Linked DNA regions of Homo sapiens: all the other regions are linked to region 3. The links are chromatin contacts, found by Hi-C or POLR2A ChIA-PET in ENCODE. All regions are on one chromosome and are shown on one strand. The core of a region is the stretch at or near the end of the contact, and the rest is flanking DNA. Distances in the headings are between cores, read along the strand shown. Region 1 holds the start of KDM8 (lysine demethylase 8). Region 2 holds the start of IL4R (interleukin 4 receptor). Region 3 has its middle 18 kb from the start of LINC02175.

The links. Hi-C counts contacts between places; a loop is a spot of excess contacts on that map. ChIA-PET counts read pairs that join two places held with the same protein, here RNA polymerase II (POLR2A). Pooled maps may share reads with other maps.
Region 1: a loop to region 3 is called in a pooled map, with 11 times the contacts of the local background. The contact joins the promoter of KDM8 here to the enhancer-like site in region 3. A Hi-C loop is called at or near these places in 1 of 168 maps with a recorded cell type or tissue (naive thymus-derived CD4-positive, alpha-beta T cell), 1 of 37 single-sample maps with no recorded cell type and 9 of 50 pooled maps.
Region 2: a pooled map shows a loop between it and region 3 (2.7-fold over the local background). The contact joins the promoter of IL4R here to the enhancer-like site in region 3. A Hi-C loop is called at or near these places in 2 of 50 pooled maps. POLR2A ChIA-PET finds 5 or more read pairs at or near these places in 2 of 52 experiments (PC-9 and activated T-cell).

What each region holds. Positions count from the first base shown.
Region 1 is chr16:27,202,138-27,204,837 of GRCh38, forward strand. It overlaps KDM8 (lysine demethylase 8), which reads left to right and starts at 1,389. Exons shown (of 8, transcript NM_024773.3): 1 at 1,389-1,499. RefSeq lists an enhancer at 1,434-1,593.
Region 2 is chr16:27,312,578-27,315,277 of GRCh38, forward strand. It overlaps IL4R (interleukin 4 receptor), which reads left to right and starts at 1,397. Exons shown (of 11, transcript NM_000418.4): 1 at 1,397-1,443. RefSeq lists an enhancer at 610-1,340 and silencers at 1,118-1,417, 1,438-1,647, 2,088-2,137.
Region 3 is chr16:25,047,424-25,050,123 of GRCh38, forward strand. No RefSeq gene overlaps it. Among named protein-coding and RNA genes, the nearest start is that of LINC02175, 18 kb to the right of the region's middle. RefSeq lists a silencer at 2,105-2,399. Within about 2 kb of position 1,353, at least 41 of the 41 ENCODE cell types and tissues checked have a DNase peak (open chromatin) inside an H3K27ac peak, as active enhancers do; they include PC-9, where a contact is called at or near this core.

The sequences.
Region 1 (2,700 bases), core at 139-2,638, 2.2 Mb after region 3:
TCAGGTAATCACTTATAAGACAATGAATGAGAATTGGAGGGTCTGTGTCCTGTTTACCTGCTCTCACAGGTAAACAATGGGGGTGGTGTCTTGGAGTCTTATCTAAATTCTCTTGTGGGGGTGGGGGGTGATTCTTTGCAGTAAACTTTTTTCCACAACACAAAAGGGTGAGAGCAATTCCTTTTTACTTTTTTCCGGGGACACAAGACTCAGGGAAAATTCAACATTGTCACTACTCAAGGGTGGAAACTTAGTGTAGCACATAACCATGAGGATTCTAAACCTGTGGCTGCTGAGTTCAAACACCAGCATCCCAGTGAGCCTGGTGGGTTAGGAGATCTTTCTGTGCTTTACTTGCTCCCTCCCTGATATGGTTTGGCTGTGTCCCCACCCAAATCTCATCTTGAATTGTAGCTCCCATAATTCCGTGTTGCGGAAGGGCCCAGTAGGAGATAACTGAATGATAGGGGAGGTTCCCCTCATACTGTTCTCCTGGTAGTGAATATGACTCATGAGATCTGATGGTTTTATAAGCGGTTTCCCTTTTCACTTGGTTCTCATTATCTCGTCTTCCACCATGTAAAACGTGCCTTTCACCTTCCACCATGATTTTGAGGCCTCCCCAGCCATGTGGAACTGTGAATCCATTAAACCTTTTTGTTTGTAAATTGCCCAGTCTCGGGTATGTCTTTATCAGCAGCATGAAAGCGGACTAATACACTCCCTAAAATGGGGATGAGCATGATCATTACAATAGCTACGATCCTCATATTTTTAAAGTATTTTAGCACCGTACCTAGAATCCACTAATCTATGAACTGATCCTGAGCAAGCCTGTTTCCTACTCAGACCCCAAGCTCAGTACGAACATAACTTTCCATGCCTCTGTGCAATGCTGCAAAAGGCGTGCATACTTGGAGTCCACAGGAGTGTGTGCTCAAAACACAAAAGTCCCAGTGACCACGCACCACTCGGCATCAAAGCAAAGGTGGCAGGAGTGTGTCCCCTGGCCACTTGCCTTCTCACTCGAACAGACTGTGGATGCAGCACTTGCTCGTGGGTAATTGTGGATCTGACTTTCCAAAAGTACAAGTATGTGGCCACTTTAATCACTGAGCCTCAGTTTCGCTCTCTGTAAAATAGGGAGAACTAATAATCCTAGCTGCAGAGATTAAATGGTGGATGCAAACAGCCTTGTACGAAGTTGTTATCTGTGCAGAGGAAAAAGCGGTATCACTAGCGTGGAAGGACCCAGAGGATACAGCCAAGCCTTTCTGTCTTCTCCATCCCCCGGCCTTTTAAACAGCAGTGGGGCGGGGCCACGGCATCGATCACTCGGCGCTCCTCCAGGCACTGCGTCGTGATCAGACGAGCGGTGAGCGATCGATACTCCTATGCTAGCCTCTGGCTCCTCAGGGGACACAGCCGAGTGGTCGGACCAAACGCAACGAGTCTTCGCCAGCCCAAAGGCGACTCGACACCGTCCCAGCTGAAGAGAGGTTAGTCTGAGCAACTCGAGAGCGGAGTCAGCTCCAGTTCCTCAGAAGTGGAGAGGCCGGGTTCAGAGGCATAGACCGCGCAGGCGTCATGTGAAGCAGCCAAGCCCGGCCTCGCGCGTGCGCCTTGGAAAACCCCGAGGGTGGCTCGAGTTGCCGCATGCGCTCTGAGAATGCAATTTAGCTCGTCGCCGGCCTGCCCTGCGGGAGGATAAAGGGAAAGGTTCCGCGCGTGCGTATGCTCGTCTCTTGGCAGTGGTTTTGCGCATGCGTGAGGGCAGGCCCTTACGGCGGGCTGCTGTGCGCTTTAGCGGTTCTTGGCGTCGCGTTGGTGTAGGCCTAGTGCGCCTGCGCGGGTTTTATACTCTGCTATATGTGTGTCCGCTGCTTTTAGGCAACCAGCCGCTGCCCCTGGGCCGCAAGGCAGGCTGGAAACGATTCCGCCGTCAGGTCCCAAATATGAGCCGCGAGAAATGCAGCCCCGGGGAAGGCGCTGAGGAGGGAAGGGGGTCTGAGGCCTCGGGGCTCAAGGCCAGTGCGGGGTACGGGGGACCCTCTGGGGCCTGGGTGTGTGACTGCCCTAAGGAAAGGTGCTTGTAGCTCGGTAGGACTTAACGATGGGCATCGGTGCGTTTCCCGGCAACGGTAGGAATCGCCGTGCTCAGGAGGACTCGGGAGCAAGCCCGGGGACAGGAGGTGCGCAGGCGTTGGGGCCACACGGACGACCCAAACACAAGACTGTGTGCCCCTTAGAGAGCCAAAGGGATCCCTGTGCCATGAATTAAAGCTTTCTGGAAAATGTTCCAAACTTTCCTGGGAAGTTTTACGAAGCTCTTGTTTTTGCACAATTTTTGTGGAATACTGCCATAATAACATTGAGGAGATTAGAGAACTGGACCGCCTGTTCCCAGAAAGCTAGGTGTAGGCTGATCTGTCCTGGAAGCCCCTTTTGGGAGGCTTTCTCATGACCAGCATGGTGCTTGCAGAGTGCCCACCCTGAGACCCTCTGCAAATCACAGTGAGGCTCTCGGAGAGGCCATTCCACCCAGCCACCTTAAAGAATACTCAGGGAGGTGCTTTAGAGGAGTTGATGTTTAAAAATAATTTAAGGCTGGGCGCGGTGCCTCACACCTGTAATCCCAGCCCTTTGGGAGGCCGAGACAGGCCGATCACTTCAGGTCAGGAGTTCACAAGACCAGCCTGA
Region 2 (2,700 bases), core at 147-2,646, 2.3 Mb after region 3:
AGCCAACCCTCACCCTCCACCACAGCACTTGATCCCATTGGGCAGTCCTTGGCTTCCACCCTCAAACTGAGAGCTCCTTGAGGGCAGCAGGGGGTCAAATTACTCTCTGGGTTCTCAGCACTGCCCAGTGTGAGTCCAAATATCTCCCACCTCCCCTGTCTCCGCTCTTTCCTCACTCAGGGCTCCACAGCCATGCCGGCCTTCAGCAATTCCTCCTGCAGGCTGAGCTGGTTCCCACAGGGCCTTTGCACTAGCTCTTCCCTCTCCCTACACAAGTCTTCCCCCATAGGCTCTTCAGAGTCTCAGCTCAAATGGCCTCTACTCAAAAAGCCTCTTCCAGACCACCTGCCCCACTGGTCTAAGAGGTCCCTACTTTCTTCTTGGGCCCTCCTGACCTGAAATACTTTGTTGAGTGTTTTCCCCCCAGTCATCTGGCTGCATCCGGGTTCTTATGGTGTCCAGACGTTAATGGTCTATGGGGCCTGTGTTCGAATCCCAGCTCCACCCCTGCTCCTGCTTACCTGCAGAGTGATTCTGAGTTTCTTTCTTTTCTTTTTTAAAATTTTATAAATGTCAATTTTTGTAGATAGGGGTCTCGCTAACAGGGTTGCCCAGGCTGGTCTCGAACTATGGGGTTCAAGTGATCCTCCCGCCTCAGCTTCCCAAAGTGCTGGGATTACAGGCATGAGCCACTTTGCCCAACCCATTTTGAATTTCTTAAGGACTCTGTGCCTCAGTTTCCTGATTTGTAAAACCGGTGATAGTATCACTCCCTTATAGGGTAGTTGCCAGGATTGAACGAGTTAACATTTGCAGTGCCCGACAGATTGTACTAGTTACTGATTGAAGGGCTGTTTTACTATCCAAATGTGGCTGGAGTAGGAGTTGGGTAAACATTTATTGAAGAATGTGCAACCACTCTCACTTGGAAGCCGGGCTGTTAGGAAGGGGAGGAGGATTCCAGTCGCCCAGCCCTCCCCCACCAAACGCAACTGCCCCGGCGCAAAAGAGGCCGCGGAGGCCAGGCAGGAGCAGGTCCTGGAGGCCTGGTCGGCGTGGGCGTTTTATTCCGAGACCAAGGGGATCCACTGCAGAGTTCTCCGCTGGGCGTGACCTCGGGCTACGGCGTGGGAGGAAGCGCGCGGCAAGACACCCAGCGAGGTGCTGGGGTCGCCCCCAGGAGAGGACGGCGGCTCGGACTGTCCGGCGGCGGCGGCGGGGACAGCGACAGGGGCGCGAGGTGGCCGGGACCCGGGCCGGGCGCGCCGGGCGGGGCGGCGCATGCAAATCTGCCGGGCGCCGGGGCGGGGAGCAGGAAGCCGGGGCGGGCTGGGTCTCCGCGCCCAGGAAAGCCCCGCGCGGCGCGGGCCAGGGAAGGGCCACCCAGGGGTCCCCCACTTCCCGCTTGGGCGCCCGGACGGCGAATGGAGCAGGGGCGCGCAGGTAGGATCCGGGGCCCGCGCGCGGATCGGGTTGCGAAGGTATCGCCCGGGCACGCCGGCTGAGGGCGTTCGGGAAGGGCTCGGCCGCCGGCGGGGACCACGGGGACCACCCCGACTCCGAGCGGGGCCCGAGCCCGCGACTCTCGGTGCGCGCGGAGCAGCGCCCGGTTCCGTCCTTGCCGCCGAACGGCAGCGGAGGCGCGAGGCCCGGGGTACGTGGACACCCAGCGCTCCCCAAAGCCGGTGCTGGCAGTGAGACCTCCGCCGGGACGGCCTGCGGGGGTGGGGGGCTTGGGGTTAGGCTGTCGGAGGCCACGCAGCCCCTCTTCTCCGGGCAGTGGCGCCCAGCCCTGCGCTCAGGAAGTCAGTGAGGACTTCGGAGAGAGAAAGGGTGGGGAAAGTTCTGAGAACTGTAAATTTGAGTAGTAGGTCAGTGAATCGGGGCGGTCTCCGCCTCCGAATATCAGATGGACCCAATAATCGCGATCATTGACTGGGACTTGTTTTACTGAAAGGATGCCAAGTGAAACCTCCCACTAACTTCTCTGTGGCCGGTGCTGTGCGTCATGGACATTGTACAGATGAGGTCACCAAGACCCCAGCCGCTTTAGTAACTTGCCCTAAGGTGCCGCCCACTTGGGAGTCCGTGGGGCAGCAGGACTAGAGCCCAGGCAATCCCACGCCAGAGCCAGCTGCTCTCCATCTCTCAATCACGTTTGAGGAGCCCCCACAATAACCAGAATCTCCGGGAGATTTGCTTAAAATGCAGATTCCCAGGTCCTTGCCCTGAGATTCAGATTCAGTAAACCCAGGAATCTGATCTTTATTTTATTTTTAAAAATTTATTTTATAAAGATGGTGTCTCACTATGTTGTCCAGGCTGGCCTCAAGTGATCCTCCCACCTCGGCCTCCCAAAATGCTGGGATGACAGGTGTGAGCCACTGAGCCCTGATTTTTTTTTTAAACAAAATCTGGATTTCTTAGACTTAAGCAAGATAGGGGACCACTAGTTTGTCTGCTTCTGGGGTTCAAGGAATGCCCCCAGGCCAGCGCTAACCCTGCTCCAGTTCTAGTCTCTCCCCTTCCCCAGCCCTCTGGGAGGCATGACCCACTGCACTTCCCTGCCCCCAGTAGCCTATGAGGAGCCCAAGGCATTTGCTGGGACCTCAGTGCCTTTATCAAAATCCCAAAGTCCAATGGGGAAACAGGCTCAGGTGTAGGTTTGGCCAGGGTGTCCTGCACATTAGGGCATTCCAG
Region 3 (2,700 bases), core at 103-2,602:
ATTTGTTTTTTTTTTTGAAGAAACTAACAAGTTGATTCTAAAATTTATATGGAAATGCAAAATATCTAGAATAGCAAAAAAAAAAAAAAAAGAGCAAAGTTGGAGAACTTAAACTGCTAATTTTTTATACCACTTAATTTTAAGACTTACTATAAAGCTACACTAATCAAAACATTGGTCTTGACATCACAATAGACAAATATATCAGTGAAACTGAGTCCAGAAATAGACCTGCATACGTACTGTCAGTTGATTTTTGCCCAGAGCGAGTAAGTCAATTTTCTGGTGGAAGGAAGGAAAGTCATTTAATTTCTTTTTTTTTTTTTTAAGAGAGGGTCTTCCTCTGTCGCCCAAGATGGAATGCAGTGGTATGATCATGGCTCACTGCAGCCCCAGCCTCCTGAGCTCAAGTGATCCTCCCACCTCAGCCTCCCAAGTAGCTGGGAATGCAGGTGTGTACTTCCATGTCCAGCTAATGTTTTGTTGTTTTTTGTTTGTAGAGACAGGGTCTCACTGTGTTGCCCAGGTTGGTCTCGAACTCCTGGGCTCAAGCAGTACTCACACCTCAGCCTCCCAAAGTATTGGGATTGTAGGTGTGAGCCACTGCCCAGCCAGGAAATTATTTTTAATGAATAATTCTAGATCAACTGGATATTCACATGAGGAAAGAAATTAACCTTCACCCCATCTCATGCCATACACACAAATTAGTTGGTAATTGTTCATAAACCTAAACATAAAAGCTAGAATCGTAAATCTTACACATGAAAACATGGGAGAATATCTTTGCAACCATGGGGTGGGCAGATATTTTGTGAGTAGAACACAAAATGCACTTACTACAAAGGAAAAATAAATACATTAAGAAAATGTACAGGCAAACCATATAATATTTGCAATACGTGGTAAGGGTTTTATTCTTTTCCCAAAGTACTTTGGTATTACTCAGGTCTGTGGCATCTTGCATGATATTCTGTATTTACTGGCTTTTTGTTGAGTTAGATACAGAACATTGATCCAAGAGAATTTTCTGATTGGGTTTCCCCATTTCTTTTACCTTCGTGTGAATGTTGCTCCCTTTGCCATTTATGCTTTGCCCAATATTCAGTGACTGCTTACAACAGAGACAGATTTTAGATCATATTATTCTTTGTAAAGTAAAGAGACATTAGATGAAAGCAAAAGGCAACACGGGCAGTCTCCTCTGGAAGGGAATTGCAGCCTATATGAGTCTTCCTGGTTATTGAGGATTGAGGCTCAGCTTTTTAGGTGACTCAGCATTTAAGTCCTGGCACATTAACTATATACTAGCCACAGACCTGAAAGGAGGAAGGGAGACGAAGCCTAGCTCTGTTTCAGTACAGCGTCTTTTGCCCTTAAGACTGCTTCCTGGCCAGGCGTGGTGACTCATGCCTGTAATCCCAGCACTTTGAGAGGCTGAGGCGGGCGGATCACTTGAGGTCGGGAGTTCGTGACCAGCCTGGGCAACACGGTGAAACCCCGTCTTTACTAAAAATACAAAAATTAGCCGGGCATGGTGGTGGGTGCCTGTAATCCCAGCTACTATTTAAGTCCTGGCACATTAGCTGTATACTAGCAACAGCCCTGAAAGGAGGAAGGGAGACGAAGCCTAGCTCTGTTTCAGTACAGCGTCTTTTGCCCTTAAGACTTTGCTTCCTGGCCAGGCGTGGTGACTCATGCCTGTAATCCCAGCACTTTGGGAGGCTGAGGCGGGCGGATCACTTGAGGCCAGGAGTTTGTGACCAGCCTGGGCAACACGGTGAAAACCCGTCTCTACTAAAAGTACAAAAATTAGCCGGGCATGGTGGTGGGTGCCTGTAATCCCAGCTACTCGGGAGGCTGAGGCACGAGCATCAGTTGAACCCCGGAGATGGAGGTTGCAGTGAGCCAAGATCATGCCACTGCACTCCAGCCTGGGCGACAGAATGAGAGTCTGTCTCAAAAAAAAAAAAAAAAAAAAAAGATTTTGCTTCCTGCCTTCCGTTTATAAACCAATAATAAAACCAACAGGAAATAGAAACTAAAAATGAAACTAAAAGGTATAAAAGAACAATAGAATTAAAGTTGGAGGTAGTGCCATATCTTACAGACCACAAGCAGCATGCAGTTGAAATTCTAAATCTGAGATTTTAATGCTGAACATAGTTGAATTTTGCAATCTCAAATACATGTACAGTGATGCCTTCGGGTAACAGCTGCCCGCATATATGGTGGTGGCGGTCCCACGGGAATTTTTCAGCTCTATTATCTTATCACCTAGTGACGTAGCTGTCCTAATGTCTTAGCACGGTACATCACTCATGAGCTTATGTGGATGCTGGTGTAAACAAACCTACCGTGCAGCCTGTCCTATAAAAGTGTAACACATACAATTATGTACAATACATGAAACTTGATCATGATAAAAAACTGTGTTAACGGTTTATGTATTTACTATGCTGTACTTTTTATTGTTATTTTAGAATAACAACTTGCTGACTCACCCAGAGCAACTACTTATTAACAAAAAGTTAACTGTAAAAGCCCTCAGGCAGGTCCTTCAGGAAATATTCCAGAAGAAGAAATCATTATCTTGGGAGATGTCAGCTCCATTCATGTTATTGCCCCTGGAGACCTTCCAGGGGAACAAGATGTAGAGGTGGTGGAGAGTGATATTGATGGTGCTGACTCTGTGTAGGC